Linked DNA regions of Homo sapiens: region 2 is linked to region 1. Evidence: read pairs that join two places in POLR2A ChIA-PET (ENCODE). Cell type or tissue: Panc1. All regions are shown on one strand. Each heading gives the region's core, and the rest is flanking DNA. Links, peaks and the distances in the headings are about the cores only. Region 1 has its middle 26 kb from the start of CACNG6. Region 2 has its middle 13 kb from the start of LILRB4.

Region 1 (5,373 bases), core at 65-5,064:
TGGTCTTGAACGCCTGACCTCAAGTGATCGTCCCACCTCCGCCTCCCAAAGTGCTGGGGTTACAGGCGTGAGCCACCGCGCCCAGCTGACCATGCGATTTTTGTTTCTAATTCTGCATTCTTCCATTCAACAAGCAGAAGTGCCCCGCAGTGCCTGGGCACCTGGGAGCCAGGCTGGTGTGAAAGCCCAGCTCCCCGACCTATGGCTGGGGCAACAGCTTCACCTCTCTCTGTCTTCGTTCCTTCATCCCTAAAGACGGTGCGTGAGCTCAATCCTGTACCTACTCCCAGGAGTCACCGTCGGGAGTAAACGCCATCATGAGCCCTGCAAAGCTCCCAGGAGACCGCCTGGCACGTGGTCGCAACTCGATCTGCCTTTGCTGTTAGTTTTTCTCAAGTGGCACTTACAGAGTAAACAGGGACCCCCGACGACGAGCTGACAGCCTGCTGATGGAAACAGATACTAATCACATCACTGAAGTAATGAGCGTGCAATTATAAACCAAGTTAAGTGCTAGGAGACAAGAGAGTCCACAATTTTTTTTTTGTTGTTTGACTTTGTGCCCAGCCAGGTCAGGGAAGCCTCAAGAGACATCTGCCATGGGGGTGGCGGAGATAGTTGGTCTTGGGGGAATGGCCCTTCCTTCCTTCCTTCCTTCCTTCCTTCCTTCCTTCCTTCCTTCCTTCCTTCCTTCCTTCCTTCTTTTCTTTCTTCCTCTTTCTTTCTTTCTTCTCTCTCTCTCTCTCTTTCTTTCTTTCCTTCTTTCTTTTTCTTTTTTTTTTTTTGAGCCGAAGTCTCGCTCTGTCACCCAGGCTGGAGCTCGGTGGTGCAATCTCGGCTCACTGCAAGCTCCACCTCCCAGGTTCACGCCATTCTCCTGCCTCAGCCTCCCGAGTAGCTGGGACTACAGGCGCCCGCCACCAAGCCTGGCTAATTTTTTTGTATTTTTTTTTAGTACAGACGGGGTTTCACCTTGTTAGCCAGGATGGTCTCGATCTCCTGACCTCATGATCCACCCGCCTCAGTCTCCCAAACTGCTGGAATTACAGGCGCGAGCCACTGCGTCTGGCCTCTCTCTCTTCCTCCCTCCCTCCCTTCCTTTCTTCCTTTTTCTTTCTTTCTTTCTTTTTTCTTCTTTCTTTCTTTCTTTGTTTCTTTCTCTTTCTCTTTCTCTCTTTCTCTCTCTCTTTCTTTCTTTCTCTCTTTCTTTCTTTCTTTTCAAGATGGAGTCTCACTCTGTCCCCCAGGCTGGAGTGCAATGGCACAATCATGGCTCACTGCAGCCTCGACTTTCCAGGTTCAAGCGATTCTCGTGCTTCAGTCCCCCAAATCCCTGGGACTACAGGCACACACAGCCACAGCCAGCTAAGTTTTTGTATTTTTTGTAGAGATGGGGATCTCCCACTGTTGCCTACATTGGTCTTGCACTTCTGGTCTCAAGTGACCCACTCGCCCTGGCCTCCCAAAATGCTGGGATTACAGGCATGAGCTACCGTGCCTGGCCACTCTTCATTAAAAAAAAGATAAATAAATAGAGATGGGGTCTCACTGTGTTGCCCAGGCTGGTCTCAAACACCAAGGCTCGTATGATTCTCCTGCCTCGGCCTCCCAGGTACATGAACCACCGCACCTGGTGGGAATGGCTCTTTGTCCAGTGGGGTCATCATTCTGAAAACTCTTTCTTACCCGGGGTCAGGGCAGGGAAGGTTCAAAGCCAGAGACTCAAGAGAAAAGGGAGATGGCAATTTTCCCCCAAACCCTCCCTGACCACACTCCGAGTGGTTCCCCCACGGCCAGTTCAGGCTTCAGCTCTGGGTGGGGAGAGACTGGAGGGAGGGGAAGGCAGAGATATAACATAGATTGATCAGAAGTGGGAGAAGGAATTACAGACCTCACAAAGACAAATGACTGGAATCACATCATCCTATGAAACAATGTATTGTTGGGGCTCAGAAAACAATACCCCCGAAGTAAGGATGACGTTTGTCAGGTGGAGCATTTGAACTAAAGGAGATTAGAAGGTCTCAGAGGCGGCCGGGCCATCATCTCTACAAAAAATACAAAATAACTAGCTGGGTATGGTGGTAAGTGTCTGTAGTCCCAGTTACTGAGGAGGCTGAGGCAGGAGAATCACTTGAACCCAGGAGATGGAGTTTCAGTGAGCCGAGATCATGCCACTGCACTCCAGCCTGGGTGACAGAGTGAGACCCTGTCTCAAAATAAAATAAAATAAATAAAATAAAATAAAATAAATTAGCTGCTGCTGCTGCTGATGCACAGTGCTATGTATGAGTGTTCCAACAGTAGCTATTTTAATTAAATTAATTTTTTTGAGACAGGGTCTCTCTCTTTCACCCAGGCTGGAGTGCCGTGGCGTGATCACAGCTCACTGCAGCCTTGACCTCCCAGGCTCAAGTGATCCTCCCACCTCAGCCTGCTGAATAGCCGGAACTGCAGGTGCATGCCACCACACCAGGCCAATTTAAATTTTTTTTTTAAAGAGATGAGATTTCACCATGTTGCCCAAGCTGGTCTTGAACTCCTGAGCTCAAGCGATCTGCCCACCTCAACCTCCCGAAGTGCTGCAATTACAGACATGAGCCATCGCGTCCAGCCTATTTTAATTTTATAACCTCTCATGAAATCTCTCCTTCCTCAATTTCTCTTCTGAGGGTTCTGACTTTAGCCGGAATTGGAAAGAGGCCCAATGCTTCATGAAGGATGACAGCTGGAGAAGTACTAGAAGGTTGCCTGGCAACAGTGGTGTTAGGGCAGAAAGGAGCAAGTCCCTGGGTGGTTTCCTAGCAGAAGGAATGTGGGCAGGGCTGAGCCTAGGAAGCAAGATAGGAGATGACAAGGGTGCCCAGATCATCAACTTCTGAAGAATTTCTCATCCCTGCACCCCAGAGCCTCTGGACACAGCCCATCTCTCATCTCTCTCTCTCTCTCTCTCTCTGTCTCTCTCTTTTTCTCCCCTCCCTTCTCATCTTTTCCTCGTCTTTTTTCCCTTTCCCTCTCATCCCTCCCTCCTCCTCCTTTTACTTCTTTCTTCCTTTTCTTCTTCCTCTTCCTCCTTCTCCTATTACTATTACTACTGATAATAACAATAGCTAACATTTGTTAAATGCCTCATCTGAGAGATTTTCTTTCGGGGTGATTAAAAGTTTCTGATGCTAGGCCAGGTGCTGGGGCTCACACCTTTAATCCCAGCACTTTGGGAGGCCAAGTTAGGCAGATCGCTTGAGCTCAGGAGTTCAAGAACAGCCTGGGCAACATGGTGAAAGCCAGTTCCCTATAAAAAAAAAATACAAAAATTAGCCAGGCATGGCGGTGCATGCCTGCGGTCCCAGCTACTCGGGAGGCTGAGGTGGGAAGATCACTTGAGCCCAGAAGGTCAAGGCTGCAGTGAGCTGTGATTGCACCCTTGCAATCCAGCCTGGAAGACAGAGTGAGACCCTGTCTTGAAAAAAAAGAAAAAAAAAAAAGGCCAGGCGCGGTGGTTCACGCCTGTAATCCCAGCACTTTGGGAGGCTGAGGTGGGCAGATCATGAGGTCAGGAGATCGAGACCATCCTGGCTAACATGGTGAAACCCCGTCTCTACTTAAAAAAAGTACAAAAAATTAGCTGGGCGTGGTGATGGGCACCTGTAGTCCCAGCTGCTCGGGAGGCTGAGGCAGGAGAATGGCACGAACCCAGGAGGTGGAGGTTGCAGTGAGCCAAGATCACACCACTTCACTCCAGTCTGGGCAACAGTGCAAGACTCCGTCTCAAAAAAAAAAAAAATTTTTTTTCCTGACACTAGATAGTGGCAATGCTTGCACAACATTTTGGAGGTACTTATGTACTTAGTATCAGTAAGTATAGTACATTTTTTAAATAGTTAGAATGGTAAAATCTTGCTTTAAGTAACGGTAAGATTTTACCACAAAAATAAAGTCCAGGCATGGGTAAAGAATAGTTTACGACCACTATGAAATAAAGAGAAGTGAGCATGAGGAGGTTCTGAAATGGGTATCACTCCCTGATAAGAAGCTAGAAGGAGGCCAGGCGCGGTGGCTCACGCCTGTAGCCCCAGCACTTTGGGAGGCTGAGGTGGGCAGATCACGAGGTCAGGAGTTCAAGACCAGCCTGGCCAATATGGTGAAACCCCATCTCTGCTAAAAATACAAAAATTAGCTGGGCATGGTGGTAGGTGCCTGTAATTTCAGCTACTCGGAAGGCTGAGGCAGGAGAATCGCTTGAACCTTGGAGGCGGAGGTTGCCTCCAAGATCACGCCACTGCACTCCAGCCTGGGCAACAGAGCGAGACTCCGTCTCCAAAAAAAAAAAAAAACAAGGAAGATAGAAGGGGAGAAGGGAGTTGTTGAGCTGTTGCCTCACCCTTGAGCATGGTCTGGACAGGACACAATGTGTGGAGCTGCCCCGGGTCATGGGTGACCAGGAGGCAACAGGCCAAACATTGAAGACATGAGTGGTAAAACAGAAAGGGCTTGGTTCTTAGCAACATGCATGAGTTTTTGCACAAAATCTTCCTGTTAGGCAAGGTAACTAAATATCTTTTTTGTTTAGGTAATCAGTTCTTCAAAACTGAGCCCATGTTGATAAGTTACTCCACCAAAGGGTGGAGTACAGTAAAGAAATGAGGCTTGTGGTTACAGATGAAGCAATGTCTTTGAGAAAAGCCCTTCTTTGCCACAATCACTTTTTTTTTTTCTTTTGAGACAGGGTCTCTCTCTGTCGCCCAGGTTGGAGTGCAGTGGCGTGATCTTGGCTCACTGCAACCCCTTTCCCCCTGGTTCAAGCGATTCTCCTGCCTCAGCCTCCTGAGTAGCTGTGATTACAGGCACCCACCACCACGCCCAGCTAATTTTTGTATTTTTAGTAAAGACGGGGTTTTGCCATGTTGGCCAGGCTGGTCTTGAACTCCTGACCTCAGGTGACCCGCCCGCCTCGGCCTCCCAAAGTGCTGGATTAGGCCTATAAAAGCCATTTTAACTGCGGTGAGAGGATATATGTGTCATGTAGTTTAGCCAGGCATCGTGGTGCACACCTGTAGTCCCAGCTACTCAGGAGGCTGAGGTGGGGGGATGACTTGAGCCTGGAGGCTGCAGTGAGCCATGATCGTGTCCCTGCATTCCAGCCTGGGCAACAGACCCTGCCTCAAAAAAAATACATAAAATAAAAATTAAACTGAAATAGGGTTGCCAGATTCAATGTAGGATGCCCAGTTGATTTCAAAACTCAGATAAACAACAAATAAAATGTTTAAGTCTAAGTACAGCCCCCAAACTGCATGAGATATACTTACATTCAAAATTTTTTTGTTTATCTAAAACTTTAAATTTAACTGGGCATCCTGTATTTTAATGTCC
Region 2 (5,373 bases), core at 75-5,074, 660 kb after region 1:
GTGGCAAAAACCACTGAAAACAGAACTGCCCCCAGACATGGAGGTCACTGAGTTCAAAACCAGTCTCACAGATGGTCCAGCAAAACTGATGGATCCTGGTGCTTGAACCTAGGCTCCAGTAGCTCAAACTGCCATTATAGCACAAGAGCCCTGGATAATTCTGGAAATTAAAGGAAGGAAAGTAGACCTCCTTCTAAACACTAAAGCTAGTCTCTCTCTCTTTTCTATTCTCTAATCCAGGCCTCCCTTCTTCCTTCATCACAACCGTAAGGGGCATCTTAGGAAAAAGTCTAATCCAATATTTTCTCAATCTTAGTTAAAACATGCTTTCGGTCAGGCACGGTGGCTCACGCCTGTAGTCCCAGCACTTTGGGAGACTGACGTGGGTGGATCACCTGAGGTTGGGAGTTCAAGACCAGTCTGGCCAACATGGAGAAACCTCATCTCTACTAAAAATACAAAAAATTAGCCAGGTGTGGTGGCACATGCCTGTAATCCAAGCTACTTGGGAGGCTGAGGCAGGAGAATTGCATGAACCCAAGAGGCAGAGGTTGCAGTGAGCCGAGATCGCTCTATTGCACTCCAGCCTGGGCAACAAGAGTGAAACTCCATCTAAAACAAACAAACAAACAAACAAAAAATCAAAAAAACATGCTTTCAAGCCATTGAAGCCATTGTCATGATAGCTCTACTAGTCAGAAAAGCCTGCAAGTTAACCCTAGAAAATAAAAATAATTTAACTGTTTACAGCCCACATAATGTAGCAGAATCACTGTCCTCTAGGGGGAGCTCTTAGCTGGTAAACAGCCCGTAAAGCAAAAAGTAAATAAGGCAGAATAAGCAGTAGTCACTCTCTCCAGGCACAAACACTCAATTAGCTGAGTTAATAGCTCTTTAAAAAGCACTTAAATTAAGCAAGGAAAAGGCAGCTAACATTTACACTAACTCCAAGTATGCTTTCTTGGTTCTCCATGCTCATGCTGCCATTTAAAACAAAAAAACATGTTCTTACTGCTAATAAATCTCCTATAAAAAATCACCAAAAAATTAGCAAGTTATTCTTATTTTTTCTTCCACAAAAAGTAGCAGGGATGCATTGTAAGAAACATCAAAGAATAAACAATAAGGTAGCCAAAGGAAATAAGTTAGCCAATCGGGCAGCTAAGTCAAAGGCATAAAAGCTTCAAGGCCTTAATGCACTTCAAGCCCCTTCTAATCTAAAAAGGCTCCATAAGAGAAATCACACCTCAGTATTCCCCTGAAAAAATAGAATAAGCCACTTCTCAAGGGCATACTTTTCAGCCCTCAGGATGGCTACAGTCAGGATGGCAAATTTATTGGTCAGCCTCCAGCCAACAGAAAGTTCTTGAAGTCCTAAGCTTTTCACTCAGGAAAAAATAAAACTTATCAATGGGCTCAAACATTGTTTTCAGACGGGAAACCTCTAGAATGGTTAACCACGTAACCTCTCTAGCTCACTTCCAACAAAAATTGACACAATAGCAGAAGCCCAGCCCTAGGAAATAAAACCACCTTTATTTAACTCAGGAAATTTAGTATTAGTAAGAACTCTCATCTCTGTCTCCTTCCCTAAGCCAAGCTAAAAAGGGCCCTACACTGTTCGTCTTTCAACCTCCTCGGCAGTAAAAGTTACAGGAATCAACTTCTACATGCATCACACTCAAGTCAAAGCCAAAAAGCTAAAAAACCAACCCCTAACAGTAAAAAAAAAAAAAGCTAAATATTAATGTAAAAAAATAGAAGATCTTAAGCTAAAAATCATAGAAGATAAGTAACTAAGTAAGGGCTACACATCTTACTCAGTCCCACTCCTACCCACCAAATATGTTTTATTATTTCTAACCTTTTCTCACAAAGTTCACGGCCAAATATTAAAACTTCTTTTTAACACTTATTTGCAGCAAAATTTAAATATTCATAAAATCACATTTGTAACTTTCTGAATCCCCAAAGGAAAATGTTATATCTTGGCAAGTTTTTTTTTTTTTTTTTTTGAGACAGAGTCTCGCTCTGTTGCCCAGCCTGGAGTGCAGTGGTGCAATCTCAGCTCACTGCAAGCTCCGCCTCCCGAGTTCACACCATTCTCCTGCCTCAGCCTCCCGAGTAGCTGGGACTACAGGCGCCCGCCACCACGCCTGGCTCATTTTGTGTATTTTTAGAGAGACGGGGTTTCACCATGTTAGCCAGGATGGTCTCGATCTCCTGACCTCGTGATCCACCCGCCTGGGCCTCCCAAAGTGCTGGGATTACAGGTGTGAGCCACCACACCCGGCCAGCAAGTAAAGTTTTAAACAAAAATTACTGGCCAGAAAAAAAAAAAAAGCCATTCTTGTGAAAATTGTTGTAGTCACACTGCTATTTGCAATGAAACTATACTCTGTGGCACCCACAATGTAGAATTCTGGTTGTAAAATTGTAATTGTGGTAATATTTTGCCTGATTATCATCCTTATAACAAAATTAATAATTGCAGAAAAAATTTAATCAAGGTTGTTTTGCTTATAGCAGAAGTAATAGTAACGAATAAAAAGCAAGCATTAAAGTTTTACTAGCATTAAGTGTAATAAAACTTTTTACCAAAGGTTGGTGATATAATGCACTGTAAGCTATAAAAAGGTTATAAAAACATTTACATAAAAAAGGATTTTGTATGGTGAATACTTGTCCTAAAAGAAAATAACTGGTTGTTTAAAGGAAGAATGTTTAGGACAAGTCTAAAAGTTTAAGTGTGTTGTAAGAGAGTCTGTGAAAGTCATAAAAAATTTAATAATTAAAAAAAGTCAAAATTAACGCTAAAGTTATTTTAGCCACCCAATAATGTATTTCTCCCAATCATACTGCAAGTAGTAAAAATGGCCTAAGCCTAAAGTTATTCTCTACTGGCACGTTAAGGAGGAAACATATGCTTTTCTCTAGGAAAAAGTTACTTTTACAGTAACGTTCCTGGTAATGTACACCGACATCTAGTGGAGGAAAACCTGTATTGCAATCCATTGATACAACAACAGGTGTCAAACTCCACTGTCACTTAGGGTCTGTAGGACTGCCACTAACGATGGTATTTTTTTTTTTTTTGAAACAGAGTCTTGCTCTGTTGCCCAGGCTGGAATGCAGTGGCACAACCTCAGCTCACTGCAACCTCCGCCTCCCGGGTTCAAGTGATTCTCCTGCCTCAACCTCCCAAGTTGCTGGGATTACAGGAACTCACCATCATGCCCGGCTAATTTTTGTATTTTTAGTAGAGATGAGGTTTCACCATGCTGGCCAGGCTGGTCTTGAATTCCTGTCCTCAGGTGATCTGCCCGCGTTGGCCTCCCAAAGTGCTGGGATTACAGACATGAACCACCACACCCAGCCCCAATGGTGGTAATCTTAATACTCATATTCTAACCCTATATTTTAAACCTTCTTGTAAAATTTCTCTCTTTTTGCCTAAAAGTAATTAAACTCCAAATGGTGCTGCAAGCAAAGCCACACATGGACACGCCATTCTTTTGAGAAACCTTAAATCAACCTCAGAAAAAGGCCCAACTGCTGTTCCCCCACACAACACCCCTTTTCAGCAGGAAGTAGCCAGAAAGAAACATGATCCAACACGCACTAACAGCAGTTAGCTTTGCCTCTCTTTAAGGGGAGGAATAATACAGGAGTTATTAAGGAATTATTTTAGGCACATAGTAAGGGTAAAGGTTCTTGGTGGAAATTTTCCTGTAATAAGAAACAACCCCTGAACCATCTCTTTTCTAACAGAGAAGCTGTCTTAAAGAGCCTGGCCGGCAAGCTTTAAAATTCAAATGCTGGCCATTAAAACATGGGTTCATGCAATATGGTGATTTCTGCCATCTTCTTATCACCACCTGTGCCAAGCGTGATGGCCACCTCCAAATAACACAAAGCATCATGGTGGCCCACATTTGCATATTAAAAGGCTAAGGTGGGAGGAACAAGTTTTTCGAGGGCTATGTAAATGACACACCTGGCCTAACCAATCCCCTGGGCCCTATGCAAACCAGACACTTGCCTCCTCCAGCCTCCCAATATAAGCAACCACTTTTCCACCACACACGGGGTTCTTCTTTGTTCCAAGCTCCCCTCCCTTGGCTCTGTACAGAGGAGCTCTTTTCTTCTTTCTTTCTTCTTTCTTGCCTATTAAACTTTTTGCTCCTTAAAACCACTCCACGTGTGTCCTTATTGTTTTATCTAAACTGGCATGAGACCAAAAACCCTAGTCACCAAAGCCATATCACTGGAGCTCATGGTCTCAGGTAAGAAACCTCCAACCCGTGTCCATTGAAGCTGGCATTAGTCGTGTGAATGTAGAACTTCATGTTAGTAACACAGCTTTTAAAATGTTTCCCTAAATTGAGGCGGAGCTTGCAGTGAGCCAAGATTGTGCCATTGCACTCCAGCCTGGGCGACAAAGAGAGACTCCGTCTCAAAAAAAAAAAAAAAAAGTTTCCCTAAATTGTATATTTTTACTGTATACAACATGTGGTATTGCAACATTCCTATTTGTGGGTTGGCTAAATCGATCTAATAAACATACACATCAGTTCACATACTTACTACTGTTTGTGGTGAGAACTCTTAAATCTACTCTCACAGTGATTTTCAAGAATAGAATATATCGTTATTAACTATAGTCACCATGTTGTAGCATAGATCTGGAAGTTATTCTGTCAAACTGGAATTTTGGACCCCTCTATCAACATCCTCCCAAGATATAGGAATAAATGTGAGCACATCAAAAGACACCCAAACCATTACTTATTATAAAAATTCATAGGAATCCACAGTGAGACACTACTTCAAACACTGGATTGGCCATATTCTGAAAAATAACAAATGTCAGGAAGGGTGTGCGGAAAGAGAACCTTCACGCACTGCTGGCATGATTGTGAAATTTTTCGGTGACTGTGAAAAGTGGTTTGGAGGCCGGGCGTGGTGGTTCACGTTTGTAATCCCAGCACTTTGGGAGGCCGAGGCAGGAGGATCACCTCAGGTCAGGAGTTTGAGACCGGCCTGGCCAAAATGGCAAAACCCCTTCTCTACTGAAAGTGCAAAAATTATCTGGGCACGGTGCAGGTGCCTGTAATCCCAGCTACTCAGGAGGCTGAGGCAGAATAGCTTGAACCCAGGAGCAGAGGTTGCAGTGAGCCGAGATCGTGCCGCTGCACTCCAGCCTGGGTGACAGAGCCAGACTCCATCAAAAAGAAAGAAAGAAAGAGAGAGAGAGAGAGAGAGAGAGAGGGAGGGAGGGAGGGAGGGACGGAGGGGGAGAGAGAGAGAGGAAAGAAAAGAAAGAAAGAAAGAAAAAGAGAGAAAGAAGAAAAAGAAAAAAGCGGTTTGACA

What was found. Peaks named below come from ENCODE experiments on the same cell type or tissue, not always from the same donor. Only the 100,000 strongest peaks of a DNase experiment are listed, where the experiment ranks them.
Region 2: POLR2A ChIA-PET joins it to region 1 with 5 read pairs; 1 of 35 experiments calls an interaction of 5 or more read pairs at or near these places.

What each region holds. Positions count from the first base shown.
Region 1 is chr19:54,014,697-54,020,069 of GRCh38, forward strand. No RefSeq gene overlaps it. Among named protein-coding and RNA genes, the nearest start is that of CACNG6, 26 kb to the left of the region's middle. In Panc1, for the core only: no CTCF peak of the experiment used is centred there; no DNase peak of the experiment used is centred there; H3K27ac peaks cover 4,885 bases.
Region 2 is chr19:54,673,438-54,678,810 of GRCh38, forward strand. No RefSeq gene overlaps it. Among named protein-coding and RNA genes, the nearest start is that of LILRB4, 13 kb to the left of the region's middle. In Panc1, for the core only: CTCF peaks have their summits at 784 (motif pointing right), 987, 3,004 (motif pointing left) and 3,327; DNase peaks (open chromatin) are centred at 794 and 2,984.